Regions from separate parts of the Homo sapiens genome. Here region 2 is linked to region 1. A link is a loop called in an ENCODE intact Hi-C map of the cell type or tissue named here. Cell type or tissue: transverse colon. All regions are shown on one strand.

The links. A loop is a pair of places that touch in the nucleus more often than their neighbours do. Peaks named below come from ENCODE experiments on the same cell type or tissue, not always from the same donor. Only the 100,000 strongest peaks of a DNase experiment are listed, where the experiment ranks them.
Region 2: it touches region 1 in a loop (16-fold over the local background); 25 of 110 quality-filtered maps call a loop at or near these places.

Annotation. Positions count from the first base shown.
Region 1 is chr3:87,346,979-87,354,978 of GRCh38, reverse strand. No RefSeq gene overlaps it. Among named protein-coding and RNA genes, the nearest start is that of POU1F1, 74 kb to the right of the region's middle. In transverse colon, a CTCF peak has its summit at 4,203 (motif pointing left); a DNase peak (open chromatin) is centred at 401; H3K27ac peaks cover 693 bases.
Region 2 is chr3:88,173,807-88,181,806 of GRCh38, reverse strand. No RefSeq gene overlaps it. Among named protein-coding and RNA genes, the nearest start is that of C3orf38, 28 kb to the right of the region's middle. In transverse colon, no CTCF peak of the experiment used is centred here; no DNase peak of the experiment used is centred here.

The DNA of each region.
Region 1 (8,000 bases):
GCAAAAACTATCAGTCTTAACCATACGACATTTTATGTTTGACCTAACAATATGGCAATTTCATATAATTTAACTTAAAATTAGCCTCATTTTGTTTCTCTATTAAGTTCATGTGCTTGTTTCACAATGACCATATGTCACATTTTTTCTTGATCCTTAAACTTCCCACTTCTCATCTCTTTTTCTCCTCAGTTCACACCAATGAGATCACTTTACACTTGTGGACACCTTGGCCCTGTTTGCTTTCAGCTCCATCCTCTTCTCTATGGCATAGACATCACTCCTGAAGCCTGAATTTCCCAGGTTTCCTTCACAAGTGGTTGCCTGCTGGCTTTGCCAGTGTGAGGCACTGGTGGGAGATTGTGCAACATCAGGAAGCAAGAAGCCAGGGCTGTTCTTGTCCTCTGTCATCAAGCTGTAGTGGAGTGTCTCTGGGAGTAGCAGTATCAACTCCTGCTCTCATTGGGTGGACAGGCTCTGTTTCCAGCTTCTGTGGGGTGACCTTTGTCCCTGGAACTAGTAATACCTCCTCCTCCATTCTTCTCTAATGCAGAGGTGATAGTTATGTTCTGCTGTCTACAGTCTCTGTTATCTCAGTTTCCCTATGTGGATGCTCAGCTCCTTCATACCAGTTCAATCAATTCCCTGCATTATGTTCTTCCTGTTGTAAAATCTTGAAGTGATTTATCTTTTTCTCACAAAACACTGACTCATATAATACCTAAAAAATATACAAACTGCTAGATTTGAGTCCCATTCTATTCTCATCACCCAAAATTGGTTGAGTCTAAATTTGTCATCCTCCCTACCTCCTATAATAATAAATAAATTCCTTTCTCTGTCAATGGCAAATTTCTTCACATGGCCTTTTATCGTATCTCTTCCATTTTCCTTAATTACTTATTTTTTTTTTAGTTTTAACTTTTTAAGTATGCATACAATTTATAACTATAATAAGATTTTAGCAGAATTTTTCTTCAAAAAGCCCTCCCTTGGCTCTAAATTCCTATACAGTGATTTCCTGAACTTCTTTGCTTCCTTTCTTATTAAATGTAAGCAAAAAGTTGTTTAAACTTACTGTGCCCACTTCCTTACTTTTTAGTCTGTTTCAAATTAACTTCCATTGACTGGGTGCTGTGTCTCACGCCTGTAATCGCAGCACTTTGGGAGGTCAAGGAGGGCAGATCATTTGGGGTCAGGAGTTCGAGACCAACCTGGCCAACTTGGTGAAACCCCATCTCTGTTAAAAATACACAAATTAGCCGGGCATGGTGGCAGACGCCTGTAATCCCAGCTACTCGTGTAGCTGAGGCAGGAGAATTGCTTGAACCTGGGAGGCGGAGTTTGCAGTGAGCCGATATCACGCCACTGCCCTCCAGCCTGGGCGACAGAATGAGACTCTGTCTCAAGAACAAAACAAAACAAAACAAACAAAGTAACTTCCATCCTCACCTCACCACTCTATCTGAAACCTGCTGTCAAGCTGGATCAGCCTTTAAATAATGAAACCCAGTGAATACTTTCCTCCCTACTTCAATTGCCTGTACAGTAGCTTTTGACAAATAGCTTGTTCTGGCCTCTGTTAGATATTAAGATTCCACACTGTTCTGCATTTGTTGTTCCTCTCTTTGCTTGTTTACTTGCTGTTTTCAGTTTCTCTGTCTCATTTGCTCTCTAACTCCTCAATTTAACTTCCAAATTCAGGATTTCCTACGGGCTTAGAAAAGGTTTCCTTAATCTCTGACTTTAATCTCTCATTGGGTGATTTAATTTTCTACGGGTCTGTTTAATGTTTTATTGGGTGATTCTTTTTTCATGGATTTAAATATCATCTCCATAGTGATGGTTTCTAAAATTTTAACTTCATTAACATTACCTTTCTAAGATTCATGTCAAATTCTTAATTGAAATCTCTATTTGGGGATCTCATGGACAGTTTATATTTAACTTGTAACAGTTTAAATATCATTTTTTCCCAGTCTTACCTGTCTAACTTATGTCATAAAATAAGAGCAATGTAACACTTGTAGCCCTTGTCAGAATTCTAGGAGACATATTTAAGACCCTTCTAATTTTAATCCATTAGTAATAAAAATAACATTTATTGAATGTATATTATGTGCTATGCACGACACTATGTTTACTACAGACATTATTTAATCTTCACAATCCACATATGAGGTATATATACTATTATACACCTCCTTTTCTACAGATGGGAAAAAGCTTAAGTGACTCATGGAAGGATGTTTAGCTAGTAAGTGACGTAGCCAGGATTTCAGAACAGACCATTTTGTTTCAGAGTTCATATTTTTATAGTCATTACACTATATCTCAAATTATAATAAAACTACACGTAACACATGCATAACATTTATTATGATCCAAGCACAGTTGTAAGTGCTTTAGATATATTAAATCATTTATGAGGAATATATTTTTATTATGCCTATTTTGTACATCAGGAAACTGCACAGAGAGGTTAAGTAATTTTCCCAAGGCCAGTAAATCATAGAGACAGAATTTAAAACTGACCTAGGCTCCAGGGAGTGTGTTCTTAACCATAGTGATATCCACACTTTTGGTTGACCTGTGGATTCTACCTGCAAAATCCATTTTGATGTTTTCCATGGCTAGAGAGCAAAATCATGCTAAGGTTTGTAGGAAGGATGCCAGAATGCATAACTTGTTAGGGAGCTGGAATGATAATCAAAATATTCCAGGTTGGATTACCTCAGACTACAAAGTGCAAAGAGATGTTTCGGATTGTTATTAAAATGTCTGAGTCTAGCCAGTTGACAAATGCAGGCCTCACAGTAGGAAAAACCACCACTAATTCTTTCAGCAAGCTAGGTAACTATTACAGGTAAGCAGGAAGCAACCTGAATGACTCTGTTAATCATTATGAGAATGTGAGATGGATAAGCCAGACAGAAATATTCATACTTTATAGTCTCATTTTATAAGAACCAGAAGGGTTGCAGGAGGCATCATTTTGCCAAACTACTGTGCAAGTGCCCTGGGACTAAGACCCAGATATTCTAATTCATACTCAGATGGTCTTCCTATTACATTATGTGTGCATCCCTTGGTTCCTTATTGGAGTTTTCAGAGTAAGCCAAGAAATAAGGCCGTAGATTTGAGAACAACTAAAGATACACGAAAAAGCAATGCCACATATTAAGAAACAAGGAAACTGGTATCTGGTGGTCACCTTACTAAGAAAAAATTTTGAAAGGTTAACTTCAGTATTCACAGATTTTGGCAGATAATATTTCAAAATAAATTCCTATAACTTGGAGGAGAAGAGGAAAGGAGTGGGGTTAGCTTTTAGAAAATCTATTTTCATATCATGTTTGGTTGAAATATTTTAAACTAGAATACTAATAAGCACTACTGAAGATATTTCTACAGTTATAAAATTGTATAATATAGAAAAATATAAATGTATGTGGGACCAGCTCATTTGCATGTAATTTAAATATGTCATAAGAGAGTTGAACAACAGCGAACTTCAAATAGAACTATCGGTTATACTAGAGTATAGGTACAAAATCAAGATTAATCAGGAAAAGTTAAGAAGTATCTTTATATAGACCACATTTTGTAACCAGTTAAATTTTAGAAAAAGGTACATATGTTCTCAAAGTTTAATTTTCACATTGACATATATTGTGAAAGCAAAAAGAATAAGGTTTATAGGAACATAATTGGGTGCTAAGATAGGTGAGGTTAGAGCTATCACAGATGCATAGGTTATAATTTAATGAATTCTTTTCTATATCATTATTAAAATATTTTCTGAAAAATAACGGGATTGTTGGTGGAGGACAAGAATCATCTACCAAAAACTCCTGAGCTAGTTGGTTTTCAGAAATCATAACTTTTTGTATTTGAGAAATGTAATGTGGAGCTTAATTTAAATGTTACATAATCCTCGGGGGTTTGAATAGCACCCTATAATCAGTCATATTAATATTTACATTACAGAGAAAAAAAAGACTATAAATATTCTATCGTCAGGTTAAGTCAGATTATTCCACAAAATAAGTTCAAGTTAGGTCAGATTTTGCCCTTCCAAAGTGAGTTAAGGTAACAGTTTTCAGAGCTTTAGGGTATCAAAACTGCACGAAGGCTTGAGGCACTATCCAAGAGCACCACGGTGATTAACAGTGCCATCTAGTGGCAAAGAAGTGAATCTGTGCACCCGTACATATTTGTCAATGACTATAATGCTAGTAACACTTATATTTAACAAAATAATTAATCAAGTATTTTCTCTCTGGGGATATAAAAATAGATAAGAAATTTTCCCCTACAGAGAGGAATTTTTAGTCTACGAATAAAGACATTGTGTACACATACTGTCAGTACAACATAATTAGTGTAATGGAAGATGGTAATACGGGAGAGGCTCTTACTTGGATCAACTGGGGAAACGTTTTCTGAAAGAGGAAGCAGCTGAGTGAAGACTTGAAAGTAGATGGAAAGGGGTAAGACTGCTTCTACAAAGAAAATGCAGAGAAGAAGGCAAAAACAGAAATCCAAACTGATAGAGGTATTGACATAAGATAAAACTAAACAGGACAAGAGGAAAGATTCCTGACTCATATATAGTAACTTCTTGAATGCCAAATGTTAAGCATGTTTGTTTATTTCTAGTTTTTAATATTCTATTTGATTTAATGTCACTGCTCTTTATTATCAGTCTTTAATGGAAAATAAAATTTAAAATTATATATTATGTCCTATATCTATAAAATAACTTCAGATTCTTTTGGAAATTAAAAAAACCTATTTTTTTTATAAATTATAAAAATAATATAAAGTATTATTTTAAATAATTAATCATTTGCAACTTACAATATAAACCTTAAGGTATGGGCAGTAATCTACGCATGAGGGTAAAATGTGTCTCAATTAGAGAGTTAACTGGATTATTGCATCATAACAATTTACCGTCAATCCAATTGACTCTACTGATAAGTGTTTTAAATTATTATTTCATAATTTTTCTAATAATGACTCTTTTTTTCATTTTATTTGCTTCTATTCTTATTGAGACCTATTTTACCCTCAATTGTTTTGCAATGTTTTTATGATATTTGGACATTCTGGTCCATGTTTCCCAAATTATAGCTTTATTCCAATTTTAATGTAATAAGAATATTTATTTTTCTATTTGGTGAAAATCTCTCAGACTACCACTCACGGAACTTTTTTTTTTTCTTTTGGCCTCTGTATAGATCAAACCGGAAGGATTCAGAGCCATTGCAATTCAATAGGCCCATATTAAGATACAGAAAATGCATTTGCTATTCTTCATCCTCTAGGTAGTGGCCGCAGATACCTGTATGTGGACACATATACACAAAAATGCAACTTTAATTTGATCAAACAATACTCATACTTACTATTTATAAAAATTTATAAATAAATAAATAAAAGGCAAGCAAGGATTGGTAAACAATCTACAGAGAAAAAAAAATTTGTTTAAGAGTGTGATGCCAAGAATGCTGTGTACCTTGGACAGGCAAAGAAAACTAAGTTCAGTAGAATAGTGAGAATTAAAGGCAGCCGGCAAGGAGGCCAGAAATGCCTCTTAATTCCAACTACATTTTTTTCGTACAGGTCTTCCTCCCTTTCCATGTTCTGTTATGTTTATCTGTTCACAGTCTTTCTCCAAGAGACTATGAAAGCTTTATGAAAAAGTCCACCTGCTGTTTAACTTTGTATTCCTTGTATGTGGCATAGTACATAGCATGTATGCATTTTATTTATTTGGATCTATATTCACAGTAAATAAATTCTTTATTACTTTGTGCTGACATATGTACACCCTTCCCTATTGCTGACCCGCACATGCAAGAAGCCTTAATAAGGCTGTATGAGATAGAGCAAGAACACGGGGTTCTTCAGCACAGCCCAGGAGCTGCAGTCACTTTATCAGATGTCCCTTCCTTAGTTCCTGATATCCGTTCTGATTCCTTTTCCCCCCACTGAGGCCATGTGCTTCATCGTAGGCACAGTGAAATGCCAAAACAATGTTTGTTTTACATTTGTCACTACATTGCTCGTTCATTTTGCTTAAAAATAATTTAATTTGTGAAACTGTCAAAACTACAAATTTAGTCAACATCTTAAGGCCTTATAAATTTTTCTTTTTAATTTCCTTCCATCAATAAAGAGACACAGTGTTAAAAGTCTTCTATTACTGAGATAATTTTAATAATCATTTTAATTAGAACAACTAAACATAAGTTAGCTAAGTGCATAGTGAATAAAGCAGCAAAATACTCTAAAGAATCTTATTGGGGTTGAAGAAATGAACTATAATTATCCAAAACCATGGGTTAAGAAGAAGAAAGAAAGAAGCAAGGAAATTGAAGGCAGAGAGGCCAGAATGATAGTGAAATAACCATGTTAGATGAATGTGTCTTTTCCAGTTCCTTGGGTATACAATTTTTATAAAATGTGAAAGAGGCTACATGGATGATCACAGATTTGTTCTTTTATGAAAACTTAAACAAGATCTTAAAATATTTTCCCTTTAGATACCACAATTTTTTTCTTTCTTCTTCACAAATGAGCTTCTTTGGAAATGCTGATTAATACAATAAAGACAAAATTTTATTAGTTTTATTACTACTCCTGTTTGCGTCTCATCTTGAAAAGTGGAATATGAATCATTCCTTGATCAGCTTCTCTTATGTCTATTAATGTTCAGCATCATGTCATTCCTTTGTCTCTTGGGTTATGGGACCCTGATGCTTTCTATTTCCTCTACATTTTCTTTTAGGCAAGATTTCTGTGCAGCCATAGCTTGCCACTTGTCTTTTTATAATATTTGGCAAGTGGAAATTATACATCTTGCATCTACCCTTCTCATTTCCTTTAGATTGGACCCTTTTCATCCACCATCTTTATCCTACTTTATATTGATTTAAAAGCATCTTTTCTCTTTGTTTTCCTTATATATTTTATTTTTTTGTTTTTGTACATGCAAGCATATAACTGGCTTACTTTTCATCAATTTTATGACACTCTATTTAATAATTCAAAAAGTCATCTTATGACTTCCTGAATATGGCTTTTATAATTCGACCTATCTTCTCATATCTTCTGATGGTAGTCTTTCTGTCCCTTTCTTTTAGATCTTATGCATTTGTTTTCATTTTTCTGTTACTTTTTAATCTTTTTAACCAGTGTTAGTCTTTTTTTTACCAATATGCATTAAATAATCCTGCCTGACTTCATATCTTTTTCTGTTGTGTCCTTGTTAAATTATAAAACACAAAATGATATATTCATGTAAAAATCATGGTTTTCCTTCTTCCAGTGGAAGACATGTTAGAGATGTTTATCTCCTAATATTACCTTTAAAATCTTTAGAAATATGCAGTCTATCTGTGCAAACCAGATAGTTAATATACAGATAAATATCTAACTCATTACAAATTTTTTATAAGATACAGAAAGTTATAAAAAATAAATATTTACCCCATATTTACTCATACCATTAGCTCTTCTAAAAATTTTGTAAGGAGATTAAAGTTCTTTCTTTCACCCCTCCAGTCGCACCAAGGTAAAAACTGAGAGTTATATGTACTTCCTAACTTTCTGCTTTACTTATGCAGGCATCATAATACATATATCAATATGTGTATCTATTTTACAAATCTCTTTCTAACACTTCTTGTTACATATCAGCGTGTAACCTGCATTTTTGCTTAAAATTAGTTTATTACATATGATACATTTCCTTTAAAAAGATGCATGATGTAGATGGCGCCTTAGTTTGCCTCCAGTTTTTGCTAATATAAACAATACTGAAATGGAATTTAGATATATATGTACATATCACTCTGTGTATGTGTATATGTACCTACCTAACTACATGCATATGTACATACATATATATACACATATATTCACATTCTGTTATTTATGTGGGATAGATTATTACAACAGGAATTGTTGGATAATGGAATATTTATACT
Region 2 (8,000 bases), 830 kb before region 1:
TACTGTCATATAATTGATCAAAACAACCTAACTAGTTCACATATTTTACTGGAAATCCATAATTTACTGAGATGAATTAATATTCTTACTGCTTGACTAAGTCAGGGTTTGTTATCAATTCCATTCCAATTTTTTGTTGTTGTTGGTTTTGGGTGTAAGCATGATTTATACCCAAATTATGGTTATAAGTAGAGACAAAATTACAATATCATCCAAATTTAAATGCATTCCTAATTTACTTGTCCATTTTAATGTATGCAAATTTTAGATCAAAAGGAAAATAATCAGATAGTAATTTATTGTCAAGATTTACTTTTAGTAAGCAGAGCATCAGATGAAAACTTATTTCAATTTGTTTGTTTGTTTGTTTTGAGACACAGCTTCTGTTGCTCATCCTGGAGTAGAGTGGTATAATCACAGCTCATTGCAGCCTTGGCCTCTAGGCTCAAGTCATCCTCTCACCTCAGCTCTCCAGGTACCTGGGACTACAGTCAGGTGTTCCGGGCCTTGCTAATTTTTTTCTTTTTTCTTTTTTTTCCTTTTTTTTTTTTTTTTTTTTTTTTAAGAGATGGGATCTTGCTATGTTACCTAGGCTCGTCCTGAACTCCTGGGCTCGAGATATCCTCCCACCTTGACCTCCCAAAGCATAGTTTTTCTTTAATTTTGTTAGAATCAAATAATTTAAAAGATAGTTTAGCAACCACTTGACTTAACAAAACTTTTGTTGAACAATCATTATAGTGATTTCCTTTCTCTTTACAAACACTAATAATTGAAAATTCTCTTTGACTAGCATCCAGAGGTTTTTAATACCACAGGGCAATGCACTATAGTGAGACTCAGAAGGGATGAGAAGTAGGTGTTTATTTTGTAAAATGGAAGAACAGCAATTGTGAAAAAAAAAGAAAGGAAAGAAAGAAAGAAAGAAAAAAGAAAGAGAGAAGAGAAGAGAAGAGAAAAGAAAAGAAAAAAGAGAAAAGAAAAAAGAAATAAGGCTGGAAACATGGTATAGCACGTAAACCAAGTTCGTTGGGGAAAATGCAAAGGACATTGAGGATCAGAAAACTGATTGCCTTAACACTCTTTAGATCAGCCAAATTTTCCAGAAAGTCTCCAAGTACCCTCAGAAGCGTAAGTTTACCAGTTGGAATTGCATTACTACAAAGCCAATTCTAAGACATAGACATGAAACACTCTGAGAAAAGCCTTGGCCACAAGATGTCACCAAATTTCCACTTTCTACTTTAAGGTGCTATTATAAGCTTCCTTCCTTCAAAATGATCCGCAGCAGCATTTGGGTTTTGAACAAGAAGAGGACAGATAAAGTACTCTGATTCTTTCTTAATTTTAAAAGAAAAAAAAAATCAATGGGTAAGAAGGGAGGATGAAGAAAAATAAATTAGTTTTGCAGTATTATCACATGTTATCTGGGCCTTAACAAATTAGTTTCTAGTAAAATGTGATCCAATGAACACATTTAAATAAAATTAAAATTAAACAATTTAAAGTAGGTACTCTAAAGTGGAAAAAAATCTTGTGTTAATTTGCTTAGGAATCTATTTTGTTTTAAATAAAAAGTAAATAAAATGAAAAAATATTGTAAAAATGAAGATTTTATTAAAATCCTGAGAAAATTGATAACTTGTCAATAAAAATAAGCCTATCCCTCAGAGCAAATTTGTGTTAGAATAAAAGGCATCTGTTTATCCATATACATAGCTCTATGCAGCCCCTAAAACATTTTATTATTCAAGTTTACTTAGTGTTGAAAATGTTACCTATTGCTTAGTTATTCAAGACTGTTATATATTTATAGTATTTATTGTACTGTATGTATGTTGAGAAGTTAATTATTGATATGCTAAATTTGTTATAGTTGGGAGTTAACTTCATACAGATTAATATGGATTAAAAATCCAAATTTCTCAAAATTCTAGATTTTTAAAACATATAGACATTCAAATTACATGTCAAGTTGTGAGTATTAGCATATTCCTCAGTTTTCAGTGTGAATATTAGCATATTCCTCAGTTTTGAGATTATTGTTTCATAAATGTTTCAAACCACATTATTATGTATGTTAAGGGTATTTTAATTAATCATTCCAACTCTGGCATAAGTAGACAAACTACTTAGTAATGTCAAACCAAAATAATATTCTGGCAGTCTCTGTCAGTAAAATGTCATTTTATCTGAAACATGAACAAACTAATTTCTGTTGTTGTTTTTGATATTTTTCTTTGAACATTATAAAAATTTTCAAACATAAAGCAAAATTGAAAGAATTTTAAATGAGTACCTGTATATCTTCCACAAGGTCCTACTATTAACAGTTTAGTATACTTGCTTTATCATATCCATCCATCAATCCATCCCCCATCCATTAAATCTCTTTTATTTATGTAAGCACTTTAGAGTTCAATATTTGTGTGTGTTTATGTGAAATGTACATATACTACAATGTACAACTCTTAAGTGTATATTCACTGAGTTTTGACAAATACATACATCTGTACACAGTCAAACCCATATCACGATATAGAACGTGACCTTCCTGTAAGAAAGTTCTCATAACCTTCACAGTAAATTCCTACCCCAACAACTCTCCAGAGGCAACCAATGTTATTTTTTTTTCCACTGCAGATTGGTTTTGTTTGTTCTAGGCTTTCTTATAAGTGGAGTCACAAAGTATGTACCCTTTTGTTTAAATCTTCTTTCACTAAGCCTTCATGTTGAATGCAATGTATAATTCATTTATTTGTATTATAGAGGAGTATTTCACTATATATGCCATAGTTTGTTTATCCAATCTCTAACTGAACATGTGAGCTATTTCCTTTTTGAGGCTTTTCTGAACAAAGCTGCTATGAATATTCTTGGATATGTCTTTTTGTGAATATATGCTTTTATTTCCCTTTAGTAGATGCTTATTAGTGAAAATGCTGGGCCATAGTGTAGGGATATCTTTAGTTTTAGCATTTAGCATTTAGTTGTGGCATTATACAATCCTTACAAAAAATGTATGAGAGGTCCAGTTTTTCTATAACATCACTAGCATTTGGTAATGTTTATCTTTCTAAATTATAGTCATTCTGGTGGTAGTGTCTTGTCTCCTGGTTTTAATATGTATTTCCATAGTGACAGTTGACATCGTATACTCTTTAATGATTTTATTGGCAATTTGTACTTCTTTTTTTATAAATTGTCTATTCAAATACTTTGCCCAGTTTTAATTAGGTTATTTGACTTTCTATTGCTGAGTTGTAGGAGTACTCTATGTATTCTGCATACCCGTCCTTTGTCAGGTGTGAATATTTCTTCCAGTCTTAGCTTTATTTGTGAATATTTCTTTGTGAATATTTCTTCCAGTCTTAGCTTATTTCTTAATGTTCATTTTAATTAGCAGAAACTTTTAATTTTGAAGAAATATAATTTATCAATTTTTTCTTAAATGATTTTACTTTCTGTACCTGATGGTACCTTTGCTTATCCCCAAGTCATAAAAATATTCTATTTCCCTTTAAAGGTTTTATGGTTTTAGCTTTTATGTTTAGGTCTATGATCCAAAATTGATTTTTCTGTATAGTATGAGGTGTGAGTCAAGGGGTTTTGTTAAAATATGGATATTTAGTATTCCAAGGGACTTTTCTTTCCTCATTGGCTTTGTTAAAAAGCAAATGTCTATGTAAGTGCAAGTGTATATCTACGTTCTTTATTCTATTCCATTCATCTGTGGATCCTTATTTTTACCACACTGTCTGGATTACTACAGCTTGATAGTAACTTTTGCCTCTAACTTTGTCTTTATTTATATACTTTTTGGATAATAGCTACTGAAGATAGGTGCATATTTTAATATTATGTAAGTCTTATGAAAAATGACAACAAATTGCTTTTGGGGGCTTATGAATTTCAGTCTTAATTTGGGACATAGAGAAAAGGAAGCTTTTTGTTCTTATCAACAACATAAAAGCACTTGAAATTAGCCAGAGGATTGTCTAAATAATCCCCAAAATTTTACTTTGAGATATTTAATTTAGATATTTAAGAATTTGTACCAAATTCATTTTATAAAATATAAGCAATATGCTTAGGGTGTCTAGCTAGAATATTTTAGGCTAAACACTGCAACATCGGCTCAGGCTTCCCACTTTATAGCCATATCTATTTGCCTTTTTACCTCATTTAAATGAAATGAGGCTTGCACACAGTTTAAGTGCAGACCAAAATCCTTTATTCAGATTCCTACTTTATGCTCCCAGCCAAATTCCTTTATCTTTACTCTTCCACTTGCTTTAAACCTTCCTGCATGGTGTTCTTGGTTTTATTTTCAAGGTCGTACATTGTGTCAGCTGGCTATAAAGCCCACATTTGCATCTGGATCCTAATTTGTAGCAGTTTCATTCAACTTGACTCAAGGATATGACCACAGCAGTCTATCTAAACAAAGGGGGAAGTTTTCCAAAATGTCAAAAATCAAGTCTTTTTTTTTGTTTACAGACGGGTGTTTTGCATTGAATCCTTGGGAGTTATTGATGATCGTTATGGTACAGACTATTTTGACTTGAATAAATTTAGGCATAACAAAATCTAATTTAACACCCTATGGCACAATAGCTAGATCCAACCAAGTGCCATGAAGAGATTCTATTTTACATATATATATATAATATATATTATATATATAATATATATATAATATATATTATATATAAAATATATATAATATATATTATATATATAAAATATATTTTATATATTTATATAAAAATTACATATTTATATATATATATAATATATTTTATATATTTATATAAAAATTACATATTTATATATATATAAAATAACATATGCCAGGGAGAAAATCTTTCCACTTTTTAAGCAATTTTCAACTATCTTCAACACAAATGTGTGGTGTGTGTGCATACATGTATAATTACAAACATAATAGGTAAAATATTCACTATTTTAATGGTTAGGGACTTTTTTTTTTTTGAGATGGCGTCTTGCTCTGTTGCCCAGGCTGGAGTGAGGTGGTGCGATCGCAGTTCACTGCAATCTATGCCTCCTGGATTCATGCGATTCTCCTGCCTCTCAGCCTCCTGAACTACCTGGGATTACCGGTGTGAGCCACCACACCTGGCTAATCTTTGTATTTTTAGTAGAGATGGAGTTTTACCATGTTGGCCAGGATGGTGGCTCATGCCTGTAATCCCAGCACTTTGGAAGGCTGAGGCGCGTGGATCACTTGAGGTTAGGTTAGGGACTTTTATGACCTGAATTATGCCTCTCCAAACTTTATGTATTATACCACTCAGAATGCTATGGTATTTAAAGTGAGGTCTTTAAGTGATAACTAAGGTGACATTCGGTCATTGGGGTGAGCTCCAATCCAATGTGACTAGTGTCCTTATAGGAAGAGGAGCTTAGGACACATGTGTGTGCACAGAGGAAAAACCATGTTAGGACAAAATGAAGACACAGCCTTCTGCAAGCTGAGGAGACAAGCTGAATGAAACCAACCCTGTCAACACTTTGATCTTGTTTTTGTTTGCTAGTTTTTAGAGATGGTCTCACTCTGTAGGCCAGGCCACATCAAAGCTCACTACAACCTCAAATTCCTGGGCTTGGCCAGGCATGGTGGCTCACGCCTGTAATCCCAGCAGTTTGGGAGGCCAACGTGGGCAGATCACTTGAGGTCAGGAGTTCGAGACCAGCCTGGCCATTATGGTGAAACCCCGTCTCTACTAAATATACAGAAATTAGCCAGGTGTGCTGGCACGTGCCTGTAATCCCAGTTACTTGGGAGGCTGAGGCAGGAGAATTGCTTGAACCCAGGAAGCAGAGGTTGCAGTGAGCTGAGATCATGCCATTGCACTCCAGCCTGGACAAAGAAGTGAGACTCCATCTCAAAAAAAAAAAAAAAAAAAACACACACACACACAACAACAAAAACACAAAACCTCCTCAGCTCAAGCAACACTCCCGCCTCAACCTTCTGAGTAGCTGGGACTACAGGCGTTACCATGCCTGGCTAACACGTTGATCTTGAACATCTACCCTTCAGAACTGTGAGAAATAAATGTCTGCTATTTAAGCCACCCAGTTTGTGGTACTTTATTATGGGAGCCTTAGCAAACTAATATGGGGGTACAGATTCCAGAGCTAAGCCACCTGGGTATAAACCAAAGCTATGCCACTTGCCTGCTCTGTGACTTTGAGTATGTCACTTGACATCTCTATGCCTGAGTTTCTTTATCTATAAAATCAGTAAAATAAGAGTACCTACCTCATACTGTTGTTATAAAGAGTAAATGAGTTAGTACCTAAAAAGTACTTAAGCCAAAAGCCTTGCACATATTATCTTACATCGATCTTAGCTATTATCATTTATATAGCAGTATGTCAAAGTATACTAGATTTTAAATAATTGAGCCACATTTCAAAAACTATGTCTCAACATCTGCTTTTTATGTTCTTCAATGAGTTTTACTAAGAGGCATAGTGGAATGCACTTTTATTTATTTATTTTAAAAGTTTTTTAATTATAGTTTAAGTTCTGGGATACATATGCAGAATGTGCAGGTTTGTTACATAGGTATACACGTGCCATGGTGGTTTGCTGCACCCAGGAACCCGGCATTTACATTAGATATTTCTCCTAATGCTATCCCTCCTCTAGCCCTGCACTCCCCAACCAGCCCTGGTGTGTGATGTTCCCTCCCTGTGTCCATGTGTTCTCATTGTTCAACTCCCACTTATGAGTGAGAAATGCAGTGTTTGGTTTTCTGTTCTTGCGTTAGTTTGCTGAGAATGATGGTTTCCAGCTTCATCCATGTCCCTGCAAAGGACATGAAGTCATCCTTTTTTATGGCTGCATAGTATTCCATGGTGTATATGTGCCACATTTTCTTTATCCAGTCTATCATTGATGGGCATTTGGGTTGGTTCCAAGTCTTTGCTATTGTGAGCAGTGCTGGAAGGAATGCACTTTTAGATTTAGATTTCGATTGACAGGGCTCAGTCTTATGCATTCATGTAAGATATATACTGCAGAGGTTTGGCATGAAGTTTATCATTGATAGTTTTTGCTCCACACTACGCCATAGGACTGAAATAATTTTGACACATTCTTAAATATTTGTCTGGAGGCCTAGAATTGCTCATGATGAAAAGCTGCCTCCCAGTTACCAGGAGCTATGTTAATTTGCTTAAGGAATGAAACCACATCTAGTATAGCAGCTGCAATTGGAGTCACCACTTGGTTAAGCTTCCAATAATCCACTGTCATTCTCTGTCTTCTGCACAGAATAAGAGAATTGAATGTTGATGTAATGAAAATCACCAACCCTGCCTCCTTCAAGTTCTTGATGATAACACCAATTTCTGCAATCCCTCTGGGAATGCAGTATTGCCTTTGATTTTCTATTTTCCTAGGTAGAGACAGCTCTAATGGCTTCCATTTGGCCTCTCCCATCATAGTAGCCCTCCCTCCACAGGATAGAAAACCAATGAGAAGATTCTGCCAGTCGCTAAGTACGTCTATTCCAATTATGCATTCCACAACAGGGAAATAACATAGGATGGATGGGGACCCAGTGGATCCACTGTGAGTTGGACCTGAGCTAAAACTCCACTGATCACCTGACCTCCATAAGACCCTACTCTGACTGGAGAGCCACAGTGATGCTTTTGGTCTCATGGAAAAAGGAAATAATCAGACCTTTCAGGGACTACTGGAACACTGGCCAGTAGTTCCTGAAAGGTCTGATTATTTCCTTTTTACCAATGCACAGTTACCTTGATAAAAGACCATAGGTCTCTTTGGGGAAGGGTGAAAGAAAGATTAAAATTATAAATTTTTGGTATTGTACTAGGGTCCTTCCTTAATGGGACCTGGCTTTCCCTCATTCAAGGAGTTCCGGGTCTGTAAATCTGCTCAAGACTGGGAACTGATTGAGGGGTTATGATGATGTTTTTATGATTCAGGTTAAATGTTT